Linked DNA regions of Homo sapiens: region 1 is linked to region 2. Evidence: chromatin contacts called from ENCODE POLR2A ChIA-PET data. All regions are on one chromosome and are shown on one strand. The core of a region is the stretch at or near the end of the contact, and the rest is flanking DNA. Distances in the headings are between cores, read along the strand shown. Region 1 has its middle 18 kb from the start of GCNT3. Region 2 overlaps RNF111 (ring finger protein 111).

Region 1 (4,188 bases), core at 1,239-3,738, 590 kb after region 2:
CAGTGGCATGTCAGGGCAGCTCTGTTTCCTTAGGTCTGCATCACTCTCTCCGCTATTGGTATTTGGCATTTTTTGGAAGTGCCAAGCTAAAAGGCCAAAAGCTTTCTTTCTTTTTCTTTTTTCTCTTTCTTTCTTTTTTTTTTTTTTTTTTGAGATGGAGTCTCACACTGTTGACCAGGAAGGAGTGCAGTGGCATAATCTCGACTCACTGCAACCTCCGCCTCCCAGGTTCAAGTGATTCTCCTTTCTCAGCCTCTTGAGTAGCTGGGATTACAAGAGCGTGCCAGCACGCCTGGCTAATCTTTTGTATTTTTAGTAGATACGGGGTTTCACTGTGTTGGCCAGGGCTGGTCTCGAATGCCTGACCTCATGATCCACCCGCCTTGGCCTTCCAAAGTGCTGGGATTACAGGCGCGAGCCACCGAGCCTAGCCTTTTTTTATTTTTTCCTAAATGAGACAAGGTCTCACTCTGTTGCCCAGACTGGAGTGCAGTGGCATAATCACAGCTCACTGCAGCCTTGACCTCTCAGGCTCAAGCGATCCTCCTATCTCAGCCTCCCAAATAGTCAGGACAATAGGCATATGCCACCCCACCTGGCTAATTTTTTAGTTTTTTTTTTTTTTTTTTTTTTTTTTTTGTAGAGACAGGGTTTTACCGTGTTGCCCAGGCTGGTCTCAAACTTCTGGCCTCAAGGGATCCACCCACCTCAGCCTCCCAAAGTGCTGAGATTACTAGCATGAGCTACTGCGCCCTACCACAAAGCTTTATTTCAAAGCACAGCTGTTTAGTTCTAGCATGATCATTGCCTTTCCTACTTCATTTCATACATCAAAATATATTCTGGGTGGATCCAGAATTTAAGTATTAAAAAATCATAAAAATTGTTAAAAGAAAATGTGAGTGAATATGTATATGACTCTGGAATGGAAATGGGTTTTCTAAGCATTATATTGAAGCTCAGAAGCCAAAAGGAAAGTGTGGATAAATTTGGCTACACAAAATCAATGCAATCTTCTGTATATTAACTGTTGCCCCTAGGAAAGAACCCCATAAAACGTAGTCAAAGTTGAACAGTACACTAGGATACAATGTCTACAAAACCAGAACAAAGAGGGAATAGACATTAAGCTGAAAGAACTCTCACAGATTAATAAAAATCAGCTAACACTCCAATAGGAAAATATGGAGAAAAAAGTTAATAGTAAAGAAATTTAAGAGGCCAAGGTGGGAGGATTGCTTGAAGCCAAGAGTTCTAGACCATCCTGGGTAACATAGCAAGACCTCACCTTTACACGTTTTTTTTTTTTTTTTTTTTTTTTTAATTAGCTGGGTGGGGTGGCATCCACCTGTAGTCCCAGGTACTCAGGAGGCTGAGGAGGAAGGATGGCTTGAGCCCAGGAGGGCAAGGCTGCAGTGAGCCGTGATCTTGCCATTGCACTCCAGCCTGAGTGGCAAGGTGAGACCCTGTCTCTAAAAAAGAAAAAAATAAGAAATGCAAATGGTCCCCCAAACTATGAAAAAATGCTCAAGCTTACTACTAATCAAAGAAACAGATTAAAACTACAGTAAGATGTCATTATTTAATTTATTGATTGTGGAAAGACAAAAGTACCAGATGATACCAGATGATGACAAGGGGTAAACAGGTACTTTATTTTATTTATTTCTTAAACATTATCTTTTTTTTTTTTTTTTTTGAGAGAGCCTGTCACCCAGGTTGGAGTGCAGGGATACAATCTCAGCTTACTGCAGCCTTGACCTCCTGGGCTCAAGTGATCTTCCCGCCTCAGCCCCCCAAGTAGCTGGGATTACAGTTGCATACCACCACTCCCACCTCTGCCTCCCAAAGTGCTAGGATTACAGGTGTGAGCCACCATGCCCACCCAACAGGTACTTTTGTATTAAGTGGATAAAACCTTTTGAGAAGTATCAAACACTTTTAAAGCTGTGACCCAGAAATTATACTTCTAATAATTCTATAAAAATAGCTGCACAAATATATATACACATGTATTTTATAAAATTTAAATGTTGACACAGCTTTCAATATATGTGTGTATTTTAATACAGCTATTTTTGTAATTAGAAATGCATTGTAAATAACTACTTTTTGTTAAAAACACGATTATTTAAATATACTGTAACTCAAGCATAACTGAAGAGGTAATCTGTGGCCTTTAAAAACAAGGTAGTTTTAGTGTGTTGTCCAGGGTGTTGAAAAAAATGAAAAAAGAAAAAAAAGAAAAATGTAGCTTTCAATGTACTACCATGGAATGACTTTCAGTATATTGTCAAGAGAAAAAGTTTCAAAAAAGCAGGTAAAATATTGAGTTTTTGTAAAATAATAATATGTTGACTGCTGTTGACATGCTTTTTTCTGTAAGTTTCTTCACAAGGAGAGCATGAGTCACTAGGGTACTGAATGAAATGTGTCTTAGAATTCAGTGATCCTTCCTCCTTCGGAGCTGGGCAGTCTCATCCATCCAACCACTTTATCACACACTCCACAAACAGTTACGTGTTCCCCAGGCAATGAGTGTGAGGCTAAGCAAACTGACCTTGAAGCTGGATTCCCTGAGCATGAATTCATCAGTGTTACTCTGGGCAAGTTACTTTTTCCAGTTAGGATCCACTTTATCTATCTTTATGGTTGAAGAAACAGGCACAGGGAAGAGAAAGGTTATATCCAAGGGAGTTCCCCAGCCAGGAAGTAGCCCAGCCTGATCTAGAATTGTACTAGGAGTTGGCCAGCCTGACTAGGAATTATTTTACTTGCAGTGTGGGCAGCTGGACTGGAGTGGAGAAGTAGGTAGGCCTGGCGCTTCTCTGCCAGGGTATAAATTCTGGCTCTGCCACCTACCAGTTGTTATAACTTTGAATAAGTTACTCAGTGTCTCTCTGCCTTATAGGATTTGTTGTGAGAACTAAATGTTAGGTGCTTGGAACAGCATTTGGCACATACTTAGACTCAGTATATCTTAGTTGTTGTTATTTGTAAGATATTAGGGATTAAAAAGTGAACAAGGAAGCATAATCCTTGTACTGGAGGAACTGACAACATAGCCAAGTATAGAGTGTGGGAAATAGTATGATGAGGAAGCATTTCAGGATGGTATGACAGCTAGGAAGAGGGGCTGGGCATGGTGGCTCAGGCCTGCAATCCTAGCACTTTGGGAGGTGGAGGCGAGTGGATCACTTGAGCTCAGGAGTTCGAGAGCAGCCTGGGCAACATGGTGAAAGCCCATCTCTACAAATAAAAAAATTAACTGGGTATGGTGGCACACATCTGTACTTCCAGCTATTTGGGGGGCTGAGGCAGGAGGATGCTTGAGCCCAAGAGGTGGAGGTCACTGTGAGGTGAGCTGAGATCACGCCATTGCATTCCAGCTGGGTGGCAGTGTGACGCGCTCTTTAAAAAAAAAAAAAAAAAACTAGGAAGAGGTGCGTTCAACCCAGGGAAGGGTCATGGGAGGCTGCCTAGAGGAAGTCGCAGGCAAGCTGAGGAGGCAGAGAGAGCAGCCTGAATCAAAGTCCAGAGATGATAAAGAGCCTGGTTATTTTCAGAAGCCAAAAGGAAGGCAAGAGAAATACCTGAGCACACATTGAGACAAGGCCAGGCATTGTGACTCGAGGCTCAGGCCACTGTGTTGGACCTTCAGCTCAGTGGTTCCTGCTTCTCCTGTTGTTTGTCTGGCTGATCTCTGCTCACCCATCAAGTATTAGCCTAAATGCCACTTCCTCCAGGATGTCTTCCCGGAACCCAAGCTTCCCACAGTTTATGTCTTCTTGCTGCAGGAACCATTGGTACTTTTAGTGCTTTTTGCACTTTATTGTTAATGCTAGATTGTTGCTCTTCCCCTCTATGAATGCCTATACAAGTGTATTTCATAGCATTTATTTACTAACACATAACCATTAGTATGCTCAGGTCATAAGTGGGATAACAGAGGCAGAGGGAGAATCTAGGAGTTTCAGGGACAGGATTTTCCATAACCATTCTAACATGGGCTCTAGTCCACAACCAGGCCAGACTCCAGCTGCTGTTCCAGAGCCCCCTGGGCAGGGCTATCGCAGGAAACACTGCTCAAAGACAAAGCTCATCTCTGATGAGCTGGAATTATATTATATGACAGCCGGAAGGTACTGAGAACTAAATCAGTCTGTTCAACCTCCCACCTGTGCAGTT
Region 2 (4,163 bases), core at 197-2,696:
TTCCACAAAAATTTTAATGTTGGTATTAACTACTAATGTGAGGTGGTCAGGGAAGGTATCATGGATAAGGAAACATTTGAACACAGATGTAAAGGAAGTGAATGAGTGAGCCTCGTGGTTATCTGGGGGAAGAGCATTCAAGGCAGCGTGACTAGCCATAGCATGGTTGACCTGCTTGAGAAATAGCCTAGAAACTACTGGGGCTTTAGTGGAGTAGGTGAGGAGGAGAATGGTGGTCTCTGAGAACAGAGGTATGAAGGGTTCATGTTCTTCAGTTATATGAAATATTTACATTGCCTTTGATAACTTCTTAGCCATTTTTTACCTCTCTTCTCTTTTCTGGATTTCCTGTCAATCAGGTAACAGGATTCTATTGCCATCTCTACTTTGCCTGCTATTAGTTCCTATTTTTGTTGTTGATTAAAAAAAAATTCTTTTTACTATCAGTTTAGTGGGGATTGGAGGGAGATTTGAAATAAAGGTCTTGTATAACTTACCATGTTTTTAAAAAATGTGAACTTTTGCTTTTGATAATCATGACAGTTTTACCAGGAAAAAGTTATATTAGTGACATGGAAATGGGCTCTCCACATTTGGCGAATAGGTTCACTTTAGGAAGACTAAGTCTATTTTGACAGCTAGGTTCTTTAATAGAAAATACTTAATACTTTTATTAAGTGAAGAAAATCATGTGATATAAGATTTGTTACAGAACACCTACAAAACATACATTATCATGGGATTTTATTTTATTTTTTATGAAATCATGTTTAAAGAACTAAGTACAGTAGTCCTCCCTTATCCATGAGGGATACAGTCCAAGACCCCCAGTAGATGCTTAACAGCCACAACATGCATACCTATTATAAAGTTTAATTTATACATTGGGCAGAGTAAGACATTAATAGCAATAACTAATAAAAAAATTTATAACTATATTTAATAAAAATTGTGTGAATGTCATCTCTCAAAATATTGTACTCACCTTTCTTGTGATGACGGAAAATGATGATAAAATGGCGAAATGAGGTTAATGACATGGGCACTGTGTAGGCATTCATAAGCGGTTAAAGCTTGTGAGCTGTTTATTTCTAGAGTTTTTTCTTTAATATTTTTGGACCATGGTTGACCATAGGTAACTGAAACCGTAGACAGTAAATTGTGGTTAAGGGGAGACTACTGTATAGTGTTGGTTAAAACTCACCATTCTATTTTCTTGACTATCTTCCCGCCATTTCTCTGATGTATCCTTATCCTTATTCTCCACTTGAAATTTTACTTTTAAAGATCAACTCTTAAACTTCTTTCAGGTTTTTCCTTTAGAATTAATAGCTGTCCCTTCCGTTTTCCCATGGTATTTGGTACTTTGTTATTTGTAGCAGTTACCATGCTTTATTAGAACATTCTTATGTGAGGGACAAGTTCCTGAAAATCTGCATGGTAAATACGGGAAGTACGGTTGAGTAACATATGTAATAATCTTATGTAAAAGTAGTCATGGGAACTGAAGTTCTGAGTGAAAGCCCTCATAACTGTGCATTTAATTAAAAAAAAAAAAAGAGAGAGAGTGACCAAACTCAACAACTTAGATAGTCATTTAGATCCAGGCTTTGCTATCAGGTCTTAGGCAAGTCACTTCTGTAATCTTCAGTTCCCTATAGTTCTTAGTAAAGATAAAATGAAATAAAAATGTGGCACACAGTTCCCTACAGGCTCTACCTGATCTGGCCCTGACTACTTCTGATGTCATTGTGTGCCATTTCCCTTTCCTTCCACTTCCCTTCTTTTAGTTCTTTGCACCTGTTAGGCATATTCCTGTCACATAGTCTTTCCTATTTTTTCTCTCCCAGGAATACTCTTCCTCTAGAATTGTGTGGCTTGACTGACTAGTGGCTAGTTTCTTGTCATGATTCATGTCTTTAGCTTCTTAGAGAGGATCCTGTTGATGGTCAACCTTTACATTTGTTTTGTTTTCTTTCTTCCTTTTTTGTGATAAGATCTCATTATGTTGCCAGCGCGGGATTGCAGTTGGCTATTCACAGGTGCTATTAAAGCTTACTGCAGCCTTGAACTCCTGGCCTCAAGTGATCCTACTGCCTGTTTAATTTTCTTTTTTCTTTTTTCGAGACAAGGTCTCACTCAGTTTCGCAGGCTGGAGTGCAGTGGCTCAATGTCAGCTCACTGCAACCTCTGCCTCCTGGGCTCAAGCGATCCTCCCACCTCAGCCTCCTGAGTAGCTGGGACAGGCATGTACCACCACACCCAGCTAAGTTTTTGTAGAGACATGCTTTTGCCCTGTGGCCCAGGCTGGTCTGGAACTCCTGAGCTCAAGCCATCTGCCCACCTTGACCTCCCAAAGTTATGGGATTACAGGTGTGAGCCGCCACACCCGGCCTTTTTCTTTTTTGAGACAGAGTCTGGCTCTGTTGCTCAGACTGGAGTGCAGTGGCATGATCCCTGCTTACTGCAACCTCCACCTCCTAGGCTCAAACCATCCTCCCACCTCAGCCTCTCCAGTAGCTGGGACTACAGGTGCGTGCTACCACACCCAGCTAATTTTTTTAAAATTTTTTGTAGAGACAGGGTTTTGCCGTGTTGCCCAGGCTGGTCTTGAACTCCTGAGCTCAAGCGATCTGCCTGCCTCAGCCTCCCAAACTGCTGGAATTACAGGTGTGAGCCACTGCACGTGGCGTATTTTCTTAATAGCACGTGTTTCGCTCTAAAATTATCTTGGTTTTTTGGTCTCATTTGCATGTAATTTCCATGAGAGCAAAGACTTTCTATGTCCTGTTCGTGGCTGATGCCAGTGCCTAAAACAAGTGCCTAGCTCATTATAGGCTTTCAATAAATATTTATTGAATGAGAACCATAAATGAATAAGTGATAGCTAATGTATTGTCAGTGATACTGTATCTTCTAAAATATTAATAAGCTACTGTAAAATTAATTTCTCTTTCCTGATTGACTTTTCTTGGTTTTGTTCTCATTCCAGATGCTTGGGATGGAAGAAGTTTGAGTGACCTATCCTGTGTTTATCCTCCTTGCCGTAGCTGAGTTGATCTTTTTGAAACCCTCTTCCCAGACTCTTGGATTTATTTATTTTATTCCAGTGTGAATGCATGTTTTTTCCCTCATAGATGGCAGTTCTGGATTAGCAGTTTTAAGGTCTCAACTTTGTTTTTAGTTATCTTCCTTTAACAAGCTTCAATTTAAAATACTCCTTCTTTTCTCTCCCAATTATCTTTACTGATCCTTAGTTGTCTCTTTTTATTATCTCCAACAGAAGGAACTTGCTGTTTAGGTTTACTGAAACTAAAATTCTGAAGATTGCAAAAAAGTATATAGGTAAATGTGTGTAGATGAGACTTAACGTGTACAAGAATTCACATTAGGATTAAGGTTACTATTTTTATCTAGAATATGAAATTTGTTAGGAAAGGGTAGCACCTTACTATCTTTTTATCACCTTGATCAGTGACGTACAGTAAAAATTCAAACCATAAAAGGTTTGTTAAATAAAGTAGCTGACATCAGTATGCAGGATAATGAATTCTTGGTTTCCCCAAACCAGTATTCTAGAGTTGTTTAATATCTTGGTGTTTTTTGTTTCTTGTAACAAGAATTTTCACTTCACTGTCTGAATATACTGATCCAAGGAAAGCAAAAATGGCATTTAGTCAAAGATAACCTTGGAAATCCCTAAAGTTGCCCAAATATACATTATAAATATGCAGTCTCTGGAAGTCTAGCACTTCCCGTTTTCCCTCCACTATTGGAATAAATCATGTTTTCATTGTTAAATATCAGAGAAAGAGTAGGTTTGTGTATATGGCCTATAATATGGGAAAAATAAATGGCTCTAAATATTAGAATCTGACAGCATAGTAAGATGCTCACATTCTGAGAGACACTTGGGAAGTGAGACCCAGTGGAGAGCAGCAAAATTTAATCTCCTATTTTGTGTTGATTCTAGGCATATAATCAGTGAGCAGAAGGGCAAGCATAATCTCCTACATGGTTTAAATTATTTTTTTCTTGTCAAGTTCACTTTATGGGCTTGATGTCTATCTAGAGGTGTTCTCCCAAATTCCAACTTTCAGTATGCCTATACTGTCAGCCATTAAAGTGTCAGTAAGTCTTCCTGGTTTTCCTCTTACAACTCA

What was found. ChIA-PET counts read pairs that join two places held with the same protein, here RNA polymerase II (POLR2A).
Region 1: POLR2A ChIA-PET joins it to region 2 with 19 read pairs in activated naive CD4-positive, alpha-beta T cell. The contact joins two enhancer-like sites. POLR2A ChIA-PET finds 5 or more read pairs at or near these places in 3 of 52 experiments (OCI-LY7, activated CD4-positive, alpha-beta T cell and activated naive CD4-positive, alpha-beta T cell).

What each region holds. Positions count from the first base shown.
Region 1 is chr15:59,592,108-59,596,295 of GRCh38, forward strand. No RefSeq gene overlaps it. Among named protein-coding and RNA genes, the nearest start is that of GCNT3, 18 kb to the right of the region's middle. Within about 2 kb of position 2,489, at least 5 of the 41 ENCODE cell types and tissues checked have a DNase peak (open chromatin) inside an H3K27ac peak, as active enhancers do.
Region 2 is chr15:59,001,010-59,005,172 of GRCh38, forward strand. All of the region lies in intron 1 of RNF111 (ring finger protein 111), which reads left to right. Among named protein-coding and RNA genes, the nearest start is that of RNF111, 15 kb to the left of the region's middle. Within about 2 kb of position 1,447, at least 2 of the 41 ENCODE cell types and tissues checked have a DNase peak (open chromatin) inside an H3K27ac peak, as active enhancers do.